Linked DNA regions of Homo sapiens: region 2 is linked to region 1. The links are chromatin loops, found by intact Hi-C in ENCODE. Cell type or tissue: heart right ventricle. All regions are shown on one strand. Each heading gives the region's core, and the rest is flanking DNA. Links, peaks and the distances in the headings are about the cores only.

What was found. A loop is a pair of places that touch in the nucleus more often than their neighbours do. Peaks named below come from ENCODE experiments on the same cell type or tissue, not always from the same donor. Only the 100,000 strongest peaks of a DNase experiment are listed, where the experiment ranks them.
Region 2: a loop joins it to region 1, with 3 times the contacts of the local background. A loop is called at or near these places in 17 of 110 quality-filtered maps.

What each region holds. Positions count from the first base shown.
Region 1 is chr3:184,870,109-184,878,619 of GRCh38, reverse strand. It overlaps VPS8 (VPS8 subunit of CORVET complex), which reads right to left. Exons shown (of 48, transcript NM_001009921.3): 21 at 7,815-7,904. Among named protein-coding and RNA genes, the nearest start is that of VPS8, 62 kb to the right of the region's middle. In heart right ventricle, for the core only: a CTCF peak has its summit at 3,399 (motif pointing left); no DNase peak of the experiment used is centred there.
Region 2 is chr3:185,212,285-185,220,795 of GRCh38, reverse strand. EHHADH (enoyl-CoA hydratase and 3-hydroxyacyl CoA dehydrogenase) reads left to right here. Exons shown (of 7, transcript NM_001966.4): 5 at 2,556-2,660. Among named protein-coding and RNA genes, the nearest start is that of MIR5588, 37 kb to the left of the region's middle. In heart right ventricle, for the core only: a CTCF peak has its summit at 4,715 (motif pointing right); no DNase peak of the experiment used is centred there; H3K4me3 peaks cover 888 bases; H3K27ac peaks cover 1,215 bases.

The DNA of each region.
Region 1 (8,511 bases), core at 1,435-6,434:
TATGGGTTAGACAAGGAAAGCTCCTACTGCCTCGCTCTGTGTTTGGCTTGTAGTCACTGTCCACTCTTTGACATTACCTCTTAATGCAAAAATATATGCCTACAGCTGCTACAAAAATAGCCTTGAATTATCTGACCCTCATAGAAATGTGAAATGAAGCTGGAAGGAGAGCTTAGTAACGATTAACATAAGGCTTCATTAAGATCTTTTAGGTTAGGCGCAGTGGCTCACACCTGTAATCCCGGCACTTTAGGAGGCCGAGGCGGGTGGATCATGAGGTCAGAAGTTTGAGACCAGCCTGGCCAACATGGCGAAACCCCATCTCCACTAAAAGTACAAAAATTAGCTGGGTGTGGTGGCGGGCACCTGTAATCCCAGCTGCTCAGGAGGCTGAGGCAGGAAAATAGCTTGAACCCGGGAGGCAGAGGTTGCAGTGAGCCGAGATCATGCCACTGCACTCCAATCTGGAGGACAAGAGTGAGACTCCATCTCAAAAAAAAAAAGGGTCTTTTAAAATTATATTATTTTTCAAATCCTTTAAGCTTGATTCACATTACAGCATTAAAATGCCTCATTATTTATACCTCTACGTTGTTTCAAAAACAAATAAAAACACATATATTAAGCATAGCAAAATAAAATAACCCAAAATACTGTTTCCACAGTTAACTGATTAGCAGTGGTTTCTTAGTTTGAAAACACTGCTAGCAACTCAAATCAGTCAATTGTTCAGGTATATTTACCATGGTTATGCTAAAATTCATTTGTATTTTCTTTTTCATATATTTCAATATCCTCCCAAAACTCATAAATTACTTAGTCCTCTCTGTTTCAAAGTGAGTTACATAACAACACATTGGTCTGAGATTATCAAAGAATAAACTGTGGGATGAAACATAGTACAGTACAGGGTCGAGGCTCCTGAGCCAGGCAGCCTGGGTGTGTATCTATGGTGGTTCTATTCACCGGTTCAATGATATTGGGCAAGTTACTCAACCCCTTTGTGTGTCTATTTCCTCTGGAAAATGGAGGTAAATAATAAGCACTCCTCAAGTACGTTATAAGGACTAAATAAGATAGCCATCAGGCATACAGCACACCACATGAGCCATCATTATGACATATGTGTTGCAAATACTAAGTCCTACATTTGGTTCTTAGCTCAAACCTCTTAAATTGAAAGCATGCTTTCAAAGCAAGCTCTACAACATAAGTTCATATATTTTTAAAAATTCTCTCAACAACTATTTATCAAGGACACTGAACCAGATGCTGGGCATACGGCAATGACAAAAAACAGACATGTTCCTAAACTTACACAGGTCCCTAAACATACATAGGCTAGCTGCAGAAAACTGACATTGAATGAGTGACTTCAGTGCATAGTATTTTAGAAAGAAATGGATCTGAGTTAATCTGGGGGACAATTACACTGAGACCTGAAAATAAACAGAGCTAGTTGAGCTACAAAGAAATGAGAAAGGATTTTTTATGCAGAGAGAACACTGTGCACAAAGGCTCTGGGTAAAGAGAGAACAGGGATGTTAAGACACTGGAAAGAACTCTAGTATAACAGCAATACAGAGAATTAGGAGCAGTTAGGCAAGCGTAGACCATGCAGAGCCTTAGAAAATGTTAGGGAATTTAGTCTCTACCTCAGAAACAATAGGAAGTCCTTAAAATATTTTAAAATTAGGAAAGCATCATATCTAGATTTGATATACATTTCTCTTTGGCTGCTGTGTAGAAAATGAAATGAAGTACAGTAAGAATGTGTACAAAGAGATCGATTTGGAGAATTCTATAATATACCAAGAGGGAAATGATGGGCACTTAGACTAGGATAGTGGCAGAATTAACAGCATGGTGGAAACAGATGAGAGAAACTGTCAGGAGGCAGAATAGCCAGGAACAAGTAAAAGACAAGAATCACCCAATTTGCATTAGGTGCATGGTGGATCCACTCACTAACACAGGAATCCTCAGAAAAGGCTTTGTGAGGAAACAGAGTCTGAGGTACCTACAAAACATCCAAGCAGAAATGTAAATGGGCAACTTACTCTATAGACCTCAGAATTCAGAAGAGCAATCTAGGTTGTTAACACTGGTTAGATAGCCATGTGCCTATATCACCTAGGGAAGAATGTAAAGCAGTGATTTGTAAACTTTAATGTGCTTAAGGGACATCTTGAAAGCTGACTACAAATCCTGGTCACCAATCCCAGAGAGTCTGATTCAGTAGGCCTGGGAAATTAAAAAAAAAAAAGCATTTTTAACAAATATCTTCAAATGATTTTGAAGTAAATGGTACACAGACATCTTGACAAACATTGATATAAAAATAGAAGGGTATTGTGAAGAATCCTAACATTTCTTGGTTAAGTAAAGAAAAGGAAGAAGAATAAACAAAGAGAATCAATAAGCAGTCAGAGAGGTAGGGAAAAAACTGGAATGCATGATATCAGGGAAGCCAAAAATGGACAGACTATTTCAAGAAGTCTTCATGTGCTGAATGCTGCTGAGGACCAGTAAGATGAGAAATAAAAGGGTCCACAGAATTTATAGACATGGAATAGGTTAAGGGATGAGAAGGAGGTAAGGAAATGGAGACAACTCTTTTTTTTTTTTTTGAGACAGGGTCTTGCTCTGTCACCCAGGTTGGAGTGCAGTGCCGTGATCTTGGCTCAGTGCAACCTCAACCTCCCGGGCTCAAGTGAACCTCCCACCTCAGCCTCCAGAGTAGCTGGGACTATAGCTGTGCACCACCATTCCCAGCTAATTTTTTTTTTTTTTTTTTGTAGAGACAAGGTTTCACTATGTTGCCAAGGCTGTCTCAAACTCCTGAGCTCAAGTGATCCACCCGCCTCAGCCTCCCAAAATGCTGAGATTGTAGGTGTGAGCCATCATCCCTGGCCAGAGACAGCTCTTGTAAGATGTCTGGCTCTATAAAGAATGGGTGAACAAGAAAGCATAGGATATTAGAGACGGCGTGAGGCAAACAAAAGAATTTGTTTGCTGCTTGACTTAGTTTTAGGGTGGGAAACACTTGAACATATATAAACGCATATGAGGAAAGCCAGAAGAAAAGGCAAGTCTCAAGATGTATGAGACAGAAAACACTGTAATTCCTTTTTATCCTACCATAATAATTATGATACAAATAAATTATAATTATAGGTTGAAATCTTTTCTCAGATAAATAAAAGCCACAACCTGTCCAAAATGTGACAAGATCCAAAAGTTATTTTCTATAACTAAGACAGGACAAATATTGATTGATCTTTGGAGAAAAGCAAAAATAGTGAATAGCCTTACATATTCTGACTCTAAGGAAAAGGTGAGGTTCCTCACCAAGGGTAAAGATTAAAATTGAGGCAGCAGGCAGGAGGTGCCACCTGCTGGTAAAACACAAATTCTCAGTATTTTGACTGTGACAGAGATCAGTCTTAATAGGAATTTCAACTAACCGAATTAGAGGTTACTTATGTCTCCAATAATAGCTTCTTGAGACAGATACAGAATCTGAGACCTTCCCACTGAGCAAAAAAAAAAAAAAAAAAAAAGTTTTAAAAACACTTCCATCAGTTGGTCATCCTGCCTTTATCTGAATACATTCCATAATAAGAGATGCATAAATCCAAGAGCTGTTACATCATAAGTAGGTCATTTTAAACTGAAATACATCTCCTGATTTCCACCCACTATATACTAGGCCTTCCCTCTGGAGCAATACGGCTAATCCCATAGGACAGCCTTCTACCATCTCTAGGCAGGGATGTCTCCACTTACTTTCTCCTCAGATTAAACAACCCAGTATTTTTTTTAACTGTTGTTTTTAAAACCTTCCACCATCTCAGTTGTGGGATGTGGCTGAGTTTATCAACAGCCTACAAAATGCCTTAGCAGTTTTATTTCAAACAGGCAGCCCAGTAGTACCAGTACTTTCCTGTATCTGAGTCTTAACACACAATTGGCTCATACTAAGTTTATGGTCAACTAAAACCCTGTCCACCTAGATCTTCCCAATCCAGTACTCACGTAATTTGATTATTTCAATCTAATGAATCTAAGTCTTGATGTTAATCTTCATTAAATTTCAACTCATGATGATTTTGATTGCACTTTCTTGTCAAGATCACTTTGAACCTTGATTCTTGGCGCTACCTAGATTTGACAGGCCAGTCACTAAATCTTCACCCAAATCAATGATAAAAACTTGGGTATGAAAGAGTCCTAGGATGTAATTAATACTAAGCCACCAAAGAATATTTTTGGGTAGAAATATTTATCTAGCTGCAAATCTATTTACTATTTACTAATCTATTCCAGCCACAAAGATAATGGAAAAATTAGGCAAATGCTTTAATGAAATCAATTATGTTACGTCACAGGCATTCCAGGAATATACTATCTTTATATTCCTTTCAAAAAGGTAATTATATGAGTTTAACATGGTTGTTTTGAGATGAATTCAAGGAAAACCTTCACAATTCACACTGGGGATGTCAGCAGATAGTCTCCAAAGTCCACTCTACTTAAAAAAAAAAAACACTTTAAAAGTCAACCTATATAATTATTTTATGATTAAATATGATTAAACAAAACAACGGATTTGTGGCTGACGGTGCATGCACTTCACCTATCCTAATGCACTGAAGGTCACGTTTTCCAGAGAAAACTGTCCTCCTGAATGGAATAAATTGTGTCTCCCTGTATATACTCCACACTTAATCAAGAATGCCTTATTTGAAAATTGACGCAAAGTTACTTGCAAATTATTCATGTTGGCCCAGATTGTTTCAACAGTATCATGGGTTATAATTCTACTGGGTCTTGAGAGTTGAACAATCATAATGATATTACACATTACATATGGTCGGCTTCAGTTTTTTAATACACTTATCTGGACTTTTCCACTTTAAAACCATTCTCTGTGGTCATGAAAATGGAGTCAAAATGAGGAGCATTGTTCTGTGGTATAGTGTGGCAGTCTGGATGTAAACCCTGAAGCCCACTGCTTGAATTCAAATTCTAGCTCTCTCATTTATTAGCTTTGTGACCTGGAACAAATAATTTAACCTCTCTGTGCCTCGGCATCATTTACAAATGTGAATAGTAACAGTAGCCACCTTACAGAGTTATGATAAGAATTAAATGAGTTAATAAATATGCATAAAGGGTCTGTAACAGTGTCTGCCACACAGTTAAGTATTAAACAGTTTAGATGCTTGCTGTAATTCTCATTCTTGGTGATTTATTAACATCACCCCTTCTCACTCATCTTCTCCCTGTGCTTGCTCTTAAAATAACAGTATAATACAATGATTAGCTAAGAACTGGGCTTTGAAGTCAGAAAGACCTGGATATGAGTCCCATCTCCACCATTTACTGCAATATTACCTTGGAACTTCACTTCACTCCTCTAAGCCTGTTTCCTCATCTATAAAATGGGGATTAAAAATGACACCTACTGCCTTAGGTTGTTTTGAGAATAAAAATACATGTCACATACTTTACATAGTATCTGGCACATCGTATGTGCTCAGTAAATCTTTGTTAAAAATCCCTATTTTGTACTCCACAGCATTGTGGTAGGCACAGTCTGGACCATATCATTCTCCTTTCTGACAGTCTTACAAGTTCATGATACTTCTGGTATGTATCTTTAGTTATATGCCTTTCTCCATATTTATAGATGTTCTGTGATTTGCAGATAGAACCTTCTTTCAACATTACTTTCTCCTTGAATGGTTGAAATTTTAGAATTTCCTGTTCCTTGTGAACCCATTCTTTTTTTGGAGCCTGTAGCCATGTGATTGTGCCCATATTTTTTTCTGAGATATTTGCTTTCTGAAATAGAGGACTCATGCTATGTATATTTTTCATCATTATTATGATTGTTAAAATAAAGTGATAATTTTTCTCTCAAGGGTCTATCTCTTCTACTTCCCCAATCATTAGTAAAAATTAAATCCAGAGAAATAGTCCCCTCCATTGTTTCCTTCACCTCCTATGAGACTAATCACTGAAAAATCAAAAATTTTATCAGATACTCTTACCAACAGAATGAGACTTCTAACAGGAAGCTAGATGGTTACAGAGCACATTACTACTAACATCTGTTAGTAGTAATGCATCTCTGTACGTTCTGCAGTCAGCATCAGAAACCACCATCTACAGGAATGCATCAGAAACCACCATCTACAGTTCCCGTATCTGAGATTCTTTACTATTTCTCCATCAGAACGTCACCTTTGTTCCTTTCATCTTTTAGAAAGAAGCTCTCTACCACGTTTTCCCCCAACACTGTGGTTTCTATATTCTCCACACACACATACACACTCATTCCATTCACCCCTCCTAGCTTTTTCTACTAGATGATTTTTTTCAACAAAGTATACCTTCCAAAGGCCAGAGTTCCTACAACCTCTTGGTGATAGGTATATTCTTGTTACAAATATTAAGTTTTCTATCTATACTGCATTGGTATACACAAGTACTTATATATAAAGTATTGTTTCCAAACAGTTTTGTTCCCAAATGCTTTCTTTCTACCATATGTCTTCTTCCTAAGTTATTTATTTTTATAACTTTATCTAGGCTTATTTCTCCTTCTCTACTGATAAATTTAATAAGCATCCAGCCAAACAGAGTAATAACAGTTACTCTACCAGAAGCTCACTAGCATGGCATTGAACAGCACAGTTCAGGAAGCCAAATGCTTCTCTGATACCAGCCAACTCTTAACTGCCATATCTATTCTTGTCTTCCAATGTTACAAGCATCAAATAGAATATGAAAAGATAGGACCTGTGCCTACTCTTTAGAACTTCAAAATCCCTAGATTTCTTCTAAATATGTCCATTAATGTAAACCAAAAAAACCCATTATTTTGACTAGACTACAAACTTTAAGATAGTAAAGATCATGTAAATTTTACTATTGCCCAGTGCCAAGTACATATCAGACCACGGGACGCACACTTTAGCCAAATCCTGCCCATAGCCTGTTTCTGTATTGTTCACAGCTAAGAATGGACTTTACAATTTTAAGGGGTTGCTTAAAAAATCAAAAAACAAAAGAAAGGAAGAAAAAGATGTGACAGAGACCACTGTAGCCTGCAAAGCCTAAACTCTGCTATCTGAGTCTTTTTAGAAAAAGTCTGCTGATCCCTGTATTGGACACTCAAATATTTGTTAAAAGAGGAGGTAGGCAGAGGGAAGGGAGTAGTAGGAATGGGGAACAGCAATTTGCAACAAATATAACTGGAGAGCACTGCAGAAAGTAAAACCTGCATAATAAATACATACACGTCTACATTGTTCTTTGGCTTTCATTTTCATTAAGTTCCAAGATAAACTAAAGGTCTTTCATTAGCATATTTTATAGATCATATTTTATATATATATATATATTTGTGATTGATCTATTATTCTTAAGTCATAGGTGCTCCTAGGAGAACTAAATTTAAACCTTGGCAGTACTAAATAACCTGGTTAACATAAATATTAGACGAGCAGGATGTCAGCCACTATAAGGTATCAGTTTACAGCAAAGGATCTTCACACGTATATCCTTTCCTTCCACACGCCACTAAGCAGCTAAGCGCTAAGTAACACTCCACAACGTTTTACTCATTTATACCCATTACTTAAAAATATAATCATTTAGAATGTTCTACAAGCCCTGAAATAAAGTTTTGAATACTAAAAAAATGTTTAACCAAAAATGAAAGTCACATTCTCAAGTAACATAAAAGAGGAGTATTAGACCTATCCAGAGCATCGTCTACTGGAAGCACATGCAATGTGTACCTGAAAATGCTGCTCCATCACTTGGATTTTTCCTTGGTCTGGGCACTTTTTCAGAGCTCGATCTGCATAATGGAATAGGATTTCTACCATCTGTAAGGAAAACAGCCTGGCATAGACATTAAAATATATCTCTAAAGTTTTTCAATATGTATGTGGCTCTCCTAAATAATACATAATTAGAATTTGTTATTAAAATTTAACTGAAAATTTTAGTGGCTTTATTTACCAACTTTTTAAAACTCTAGCCTCATTTCTTCCAGTCTCAGGGCTAGTACTAATTTGCTAATCTTTCTTAAGAAATATCTCCATGTTCTAGACCTCAGTGGCATCTATACTGCTCAGGAAATGAAACATTCAAGTTCTTCAGTAATCCTCGCTGTAGGTGTTTCCCTAAAGAGCACAGATGAGCAAATCATTCGGAGTCTAAGGAGTAACCAATTTCTATCCAGGTTTTCCACAAATGTTTATACTAATTTGGAATATAATTTTTACCAATGCATTTACACAACAAAAGGGAGGGAATCCTATAGTCAATTAATTCAGCCCAGTCTAGAGTAGGAACAGAAGGTCAATATTAAATATTAGCATCAATTATATTGATGCTAATTAATAATAACATTAAAACATTAATCCTCTCTGCTAGTTCTGGGCAACACAAACATTTGCACATACACTAGTTCTCATAATTACTAGTAAG
Region 2 (8,511 bases), core at 1,908-6,907, 340 kb before region 1:
GGAGAAGAAACTCTCAACCTCAGTTCCCTTAGGGCACACAGGGTTCTTATTAGAGCCCATTGGACAGTGGTTGTCATCTACACTTACGATGTCATAAGAAAAAACAATTTTAAATTACAGCCTAAGAATCTGGATTGGATATACAGAGCCATGTCTTTAGATCCTTAGTTCTTTGATACAGGATAAAAGTCCAGCTATGCATCATTGAACAACGAGATATATTCTGAGAAATCATTAGGCGAGTTTGTTGTTATGTGACCATCATGGTTTACTTACACAAACCTAGATGGTATAGCCTATTACACACCTAGGCTATATGGTATGGCCTCTTGTTCCTAGGCTACAAACCTGTGCAGCATGTTACTGTACTGAATACTGTAGGCATTTGTAACACAATGGAAAGTATTTATGTATCTAAACACATCTAACATAGAAAAGGTACAGTAAATATATGATATCGTAATCATATGGGACCACCATCATATATGTGTTGTTGACAGAAATGTTATTATATGGCATATGACTGTACTTGGAATCCCATTGACTCTGTTAGAATAGTAGTGGTACTCTTCCAATTTTGTGAAATCCAAGCCAGAAGAAATCATTACAGCTAGAGAAATTTTTAGTCTATCTGGGAGTAGCTCACATTCTCCCTGCTTAGTTGACCTCAAAATCCTTTTATAATAATATCCAGGTTTCCATGTCCCATTTTGTGTTTGCTTGGTTCCCTTAACCTGGGTAGGCTGATTCACTCTCTCCTTACCAAAGTGATTTTATACACAGGATACTTATGTACAGAAACCATTTATGTACCTCTTACCCTACTCCTTACTCCAGAAGGAGATCTGAAAGCCTGTTTTCAGAGATACTTCCAGAAAACTGCCCAAATACTGCTTTTCAAAGAGAGACCTACCAAAAAAAAATCACTGAACTTTCTATCCAATCAAGAAAACTCATTTGTAGTTCTCTGAAGCAATAATAAGAACCAGGAATGGAGGGTTTGTCTCCGATGGCATCCACCAACACTGTAAGTGCAGTGAAGACTGTGGGACTGTTGCCACCAAGATGGATTTGATGGTTGCTTTTCAGAAGGCAAGATGGTACTGGCAAGAAAGCAAGCGATGTGTCACTGTCTTCTTCCTTCTGACCCTGGGGTAGGGGATGCTGATGTCCCCTACCTCTTACCTCAGAATATGCAGATCAAATTGCATATTTACAACTGGTGAAGAACTGTCAAGGCAAATTTAGGAACGGTGCAAACCCTCATCAAACTTCTATATCTCCTATTGCTGACATTCTGTACTGGAGGATGCCAATGGCATGATTGGATGCTAAGTATACCAGCACCACCACTGCCAGACACTAGATATTGGCACCTGTGAAATGAGATTTAACCTGTCGCTGCTGCTTAGTGTCACTAACTCCAAGCTAAAAACCCTCAACAGAGCACTCAGTTCACTAACTGGGGTCATGGGCCACACTCCAGCTGCCACAGTCAAATTGTCAATTGTCTAATCATCTGTGTCCTTTTCAGCTTCTGTAGTAGAAGGCAGGGCTTCAAAGCTCACACAATAGCAATTCCACAAACTAAGGGAGGAGCTGAGATGCTGGGTAGCCAAAAACTGGCAGAAATCCATCCCATTTGTCCTAGGTAATTTTAATTATACCTTATAGAATGTCAACTTAATTTTTTTCTCATTGAGTTAACTATATTTATGTCTGGGGACTATCTTTTTTTTAAATTTTCTCTCTCTCTCTTTTTCTTTGTTTTTGGAGATGGAGTCTATCTCTTTTGCCCAGGCTGGAGTGCAGTGGTGTGATCTCAGCCCACTGTAATCTCCACCTCCTGGGTTCAAGCGATTCTCCTGCCTCAGCCTCCTGAGTAGCTGGGATTACAGGTGCCCACTACCATGCCCAGTTAATTTTTGTATTTGTAGTAGAGACAGGGTTTCACCATGTTGGCCAGGCTGGTCTCGAACTCCTGACCTCAGGTGATCCACCCGCCTTGGCCTCCCAAAGTGCTGGGATTACAGGCGTGAGCCACCGTGCCCGGTCCTTTTTTTTTTTTAACCATCCACAGCCAATGGGGTGTGCTAGGGATAAGGTAGATACTATATATTACTCTGCTGCTGCTACTTCTATTATTATTATAAAAAACTAAACATCTCACATTTCTATAGAGATCTGTAGTTCATAAAGTACTTCTATAGAGATTTATAGAATATAAAGAGAATCTGTTATTCTCACTTAATACTCAGAATTACTGAGATAAGCATAATTATTGCCATTTGCCAATGAGGAAATTGTGGTCCTGGTGCAGTTCTTCATGGTCACACAAATAGTGGAAACTAGAGCTGGAGCTTGAATCCAAGTTTCCTGGTTACCTCAGTGGTGATCTTTCTATTCTTTCAGTGAGTGTGGTTCTTACTTATTTTATTCAATAATAGATATTTATATCCAGACAGACAGCCTTTCCTACTAGAGAGAGTAATGCTTTTGCTTTAATCTTACATCGCTCTTTGATTTGTTGTTATTGTTGTTGTTGTTTATTTCAGGAAGACGTATTTTAGCAGATGAAGCACTCAAGCTGGGCATTCTAGATAAAGTTGTAAACTCAGACCCGGTTGAAGAAGCAATCAGATTTGCTCAGAGAGTTTCAGGTAAGAAGATAATAATAAAAATAGCCAAAGACTGTAAACAGGATACATGTTCATTTAAATAAGAAACTCCTGGCCGGGCGCAGTGGCTCACGCCTGTAATCCCAGCACTCTGGGAGTCCGAGGTGGGCGGATCACGAGGTCAGGAGATCGAGACCATCCTGGCTAACACGGTGAAACCCCGTGTCTACTAAAAAATACAAAAAATTAGCCGGGCGTGGTGGCGGGCGCCTGTAATCCCAGCTACTCGGGAGGCTGAGGCAGGAGAATGGCGTGAACCCGGGAGGCGGAGCTTGCAGTGAGCCGAGATCGCGCCACTGCACTCCATCCTGGGCGACAGAACGAGACTCCGTCTCGAGAAAAAAAAAAAAAAGAAAATCCTGAGGCTGGGTAATTTATAAAGAAAAAAAGATTTAATTGGCTTACAGTTCCGCAGGTTGTACAAGCATGGTACCAGCATGTGCTCAGCTTCTGGTGAGGTCTCAGAGCTTTTACCCGTGGTTGAACGTGAAGCAGGAATAGGCACGTCATATGGCAAGAGAGCAAGAGAGAAGTGTGGAGGTCCCAAACTCTTTTTTTTTTTTTTTTTTTCTGAGACAGAGTCCCGCTCTGTTGCCCAGGCTGGAGTGCAGTGGCGCGATCTTGGCTCACCACAACCTCTGCCTCCTGGGTTCAAGTGATTCTCTTGCCTCAGCAGCCCAAGTAGCTGGGAATACAGGCGTCCGCCCACCATGCCCCGCTAATTATTGTATTTTTAGTAGAGACGGGGTTTCACTATGTTTGCCAGGCTCATCTCGAACTCCTGACCTCGTGATCTGCCTGCCTCGACCTCCCAAAGTGCTGGGATTACAGGCATGAGCCACCGCGCCTGGCCCCAAACTCTTCTAAACAAGCTGATCTCTCATCAACTAAGTGAAAGCTCTCTTATCACCAAGGGGATGGTACTAAACCGTTCCTGAGGGATCAGCTCCCATGACCCAGTAACCTCCCACCAGGCTCCCACCTCAAACACTGGGGACCACATTTCAACATGAGATTTGGAGCGGACACACATCTAAACCATATCACAGGCTCTATAATTTACCGCAGTAAAACTGTGGGCCTTGAGAACTTCTGTCTCCGCAAACTGAGTTATGTCCTTCTCTCAGTGGTTTCTTACTTTATGGACTCGGGATGTTCCTTTCAGAGTTCTTTCAGTGGCACTCACAGAGGTTTTTTTGTTTGTTTCACAGTTTCTTTTCAGTCTATGGATGTTGTCATCTTTAAATGAGCAAGATGGAGAGGGTAAAAATAGCCAGAAAAAAATAATTGGGAAGAGTATTGCGTTACAGGCAGAACAGAGTGCTGGTCTCCCGCTTGGTGGCAGGCAATGGCCCAGTGTCATTCAAAGGCATTCTTTTGAAGGAGTCATTCTTTTGTTGACCTTGGCAGAGACCAAACACTTTCCTGAAATAATCTTTCTTTTTTGTGGCTCTAGCCAGTTACTGTTTCAATGTGAAAGTAAAAGCTTGAACTGGAGAGGGGAGGAACGATGGGGAGAAAATAATGGAGACCCCTAAAGAGAATCAGCAAGTCCTTGCCCAAATAGAAATAAATTTCCTACTATTTTTCTCGGCCTTTCAGGCAACCTTCACTGTGTTTTCATCATTGTGCTTCCCGAGGGGGCTTATTGTTTTGTTAGAAGTCACTTGACAGACACACAGCAAAGGCTATTTGCATTTGGAGGTCCCGAAATGATTCTTTGGTTTGCTAAAGGTAGACCCGTGTCTGTCATTCACATCTGTAGTTTTAGTTTGTAAAGGTCTCAATTTCAACAGGAAGTTCTTTTCCTTAAGTGATTTCCCTAGATTCTGATTTGAGAATTAAGTTACTTCAAGAAATAGTTGAGGTTCATGATCTAGGAGACCTGGATCCAGGTCTCAACCTTAGCTACATTTCTAAAATGGTCTGGTTATAACTTTAATTTATTCACAATTTAAAATTAATTGTAAACATTAAATTAAGCATTTTTACTTTATAAAACTTACAAAATAGTGTTTCATCTCAACGACATTATACAGTTTGTCCACTTGGTGGCATCCAAATATTGAGGCACCATTTGCTTTAAACCTGTAATTCACCTTTTAACACTTCAGGGCTTTAGACAATTATGTGTTACTATTTTAAATTATAATCATGAAAACTATATAGAAAAATGTAAAATTGTGATATAAAAATGTGTAGAATATAAATGTACATGTATTTGCAATTATACAGTATATAATCGTGTATAGAGTAATGATCATTATCTGGAGTATGTATGAATACAGATACAAATGGAAAGGAAATAAGCAAAAATGAAAATGTTAGTTTTTCTCCAAAATTTCTTAAGTGATTTTTGCTTTTGTTTTGTTTTATTCTCCAGCTTAGGATAAGTTAGTTTTCTCAAACATTTCTAAATTATTTTTGGTTTTGTTTTTATTTTTTCCAGCTGTATTGAGGTGTAATTTCTACAGATAAAATTCATGCATTTTAAGGGGGAGTTTGGTGAATTTTGGTAGTTGTTTACAGTTGTATAACCATGGCCACAATCAAAATATAGTTCTATCACCCTAAAAAGTATTCTCATACCCCTTTCCCATAAATCCTTTTTTCTTCCCCTTGGCCGCAGGCAACCAGTGACCTACTTTCTGTCATACTTTTATGGTTTTTTTAGAATCTCATATGGATGAAATCATGCAGTAGTATATAGTCTTCTGTGGCTGGCTTTATTTTGTATAATGTTTTTGAGAGCCATTCCTATTGTTGCATGCATTAATATTTTGTTCCTTTTTATTGACTTGTATTCCACATTGTGGGTAAACCACAATTTGTTTATCCATTATCAGTTGATGGACATTTAGTTTGTTTCCACTTTGGGCCTACACAAGTCTTTGTAGACATAGTTTTTCCTTTTTCTTGGGTAAATACCTGAGAATAGTATTGCTGGGTTGTAATAAGTGTATGCTTGACTCTTAAATGCTTTTTAAAATTTATTAATAAAAAAATCAGTGATTTAAAAGACACTAATTTTTGCCAAGCAGATCAGAACAGATGGAACAAATACGGTGAGACTGAGTTTAAATAAGCTCTCATTAGAATGCTTGTAATACATCCTGTCTAGAAGGCAGCTGGACAATCACTTATAGAGGCTTAAAATTACTCATACCTTTTCACTTAGTTTTTCTATTCTTAGGAATTTACCATAGAGAAATAATCACATAAATACACAAAGATTTGTATACAGTAATACTCACTAAAGCTTTTAGATTATCATAAAATATTGGAAACAACTCAAATATTTAGTTCTGGGAAATTAATTATGTAAAAACGATAATCTCAATGAACTGACTCCATTCAGCTATTACAACTTCCATTTTTAAAGAAAGTTGAAGAACTTGGAAAATTGCTTACATATAGTATTAAGAAGAAAACAGCCAGGTAGAAAATTTTACAAGTGTGTGCGTGTGTTCTTATATGTACCTGCATAAGGAAAAAACTATAAGGCGATGTAACAAATTTTCAGTAGTGGTTGTACTTGGGTGGTAGGTAATCTAGACTCTTGATTTGAAAAAAAATTTATCTTTTCCTAATATCTAAGTCATTAAATTTACCCCCTCCCCCAAAAAAATGGATGACTTTGGGAGGCCAGTGTGGAAAGGACGCAGTCTGTTAGAGAAATGGGCTCAGGACTGGAGGTCAGGAGAGACAGAGGTCTCAGCTTTAGCTACGGGACCTTAACAAATCATCTTTGGGGCTTTGTTTTATGTATTGGTAAAAGAAAGGGTTCAACAAAATTAGCTGGTTTCAAATCATGTTCTGAGACCTCACAGGCTACAGTGGTTGGGTGCTTAGTTATTTGTCCTTGCAACAACTCAAGCAAGGTTTTGGGGTGTAATGTGTGTTTTGGGGTTTAATGATTAGAATCCCATGGAAACCCTAGGACTTTTACTGTTTTTTCTTTTTTAAATGAGTTCCACTGTTTGAAATCCTATGATTTCTTGGTGCTGCTTTGTAATAGACAAACGCTGGAGATCAAGGTAGAGAAAAAGACAGATCAACCAAGGATTAACTCAGAATCTTGTCAACATTTGCCATTTATTCTCTTACCAAATTTATAATTTAAGGAGGCCTATTTATTTGCCTTTCATTTTCATTTGAGGTATTGTGCCTATCTTTTCTTTTTGTGCTTCCCCACTTTCCTCTTTTTTCTCTTTCTTTTTTTCTTTTTTTTTTTTTTGAGACGGAGTTTCGCTCTTGTTGCTCAGGCTGGAGTGCAATGACATGACCTCGGCTCACTGCAATCTCCTCTTCTCAGGTTCAATTGATTCTCCTGCTTCAGCCTCTGGAGTAGCTGGGATTACAGGCATGCATCACCACACTCAGCTAATTTTTGTAGTTTTATTAGAGATGGAGTTTCACCATGTTGGCCAGGCTGGTCTTGAACTCCTGACCTCAGGTGATCCACCCGCCTCTACCTCCCAAAGTGCTGGGATTACAGCCGTGAGCCACCGCACCCAGCCTCTTTGTTTTAAATACAGTGGTTAGTGTGTGGTCATTTAGCAGAACAAAATTGATGGATTAACTTGAAGGAAAGTTTCCACAAAAATTCAATATGTTAATTACATTAAATATATATGCATTTATTAGAAATCTATAGTTATGGAAAGCTAGAGCAATTGTCTTGATCTAGAGCCATGGTCCTCAAACTTCACTGTGCATCAAAATTGCTTTTTGGTGGGCTTGTTAAAGCACGGTTAGCAGGGCCCCACTCATTACTTTCTGATTCATTAAATCTGGGGTGGGGCCCAAGAATTTGTATCTCTAACAAACATGCTTAGGTGATGTTGATGCTGTGTTCTGGGGACCACACTTTGAGAACCATTGATATACAGAGAACAAGGGTAAGAAAGGAGATAATTTTTGCTAGTTTTGATTTTTTTTACACCTGACACGCAAACACTACCTATAGTCTTTTTTTTTTTTTTTTTTTTTTTTTTTGAGACAGAGTCTTGCTTCTTCACCCAGGCTGGAGTACAATGGTGCAATCTTGGCTCGCTGCAACCTCCGCCTCCTGGGTTCAAGCAATTCTCCTGCCTCAGCCTCCCAAGTAACTGGGATTACAGGCACAAGGCAGCACACCCGGCTAATTTTTGTGTTTTTAGTAGAGACGGGGTTTCACCATGTTGACCAGTCTGGTCTCGAACTCCTGACCCCAAGTGATCCACCTGCCTCTGCCTCCCAAAGTGCTGGGATTACAGGCGTGAGCTACCGCACCCAGCTGCTATAGTCTTAAAGATATTTTTGTAAATCAGTTATGAAAGGCATGGTTAAAATGCATACACATATGGTTGCACAACCTTGTGAATATTCTGAAAAACACTGAACTATACACTTTAAAGTGGTGACTTTTGTGGTATGCAAAGTCTGTCTCTGTCTTAAAAAAATACATGTTGAATTTTTGTATTCCCTTTTCCCATTTGTAACCATATTCCAATTATTCAGCCTATTCTCACTCCCACTGCTCAAATGTTTGCTTTAAAACAACAACAACAACGAAAGAAGAAGATGAAGAACATTTATTTAGTTTCTACTTCTTATAGGAAAGGAGGGAGAAAAGGGAATTTCCAATGGTCAAGGTTCCAATCAGCACTTTTGGAACCAATTACGAGTGGGAAGGGAGTGTAGAAGGTTAACATACCTAAAACGCAATTTGGGACTTAGCGGCACATTTCTCTACAAACTTAACACTGTATCCTGGTGAGTTGACTGTGGAAGTTCATTAGCTTTATGCATTTTAATGTTCGTATTCTATGAAGCCTCCCAGACTACTGCA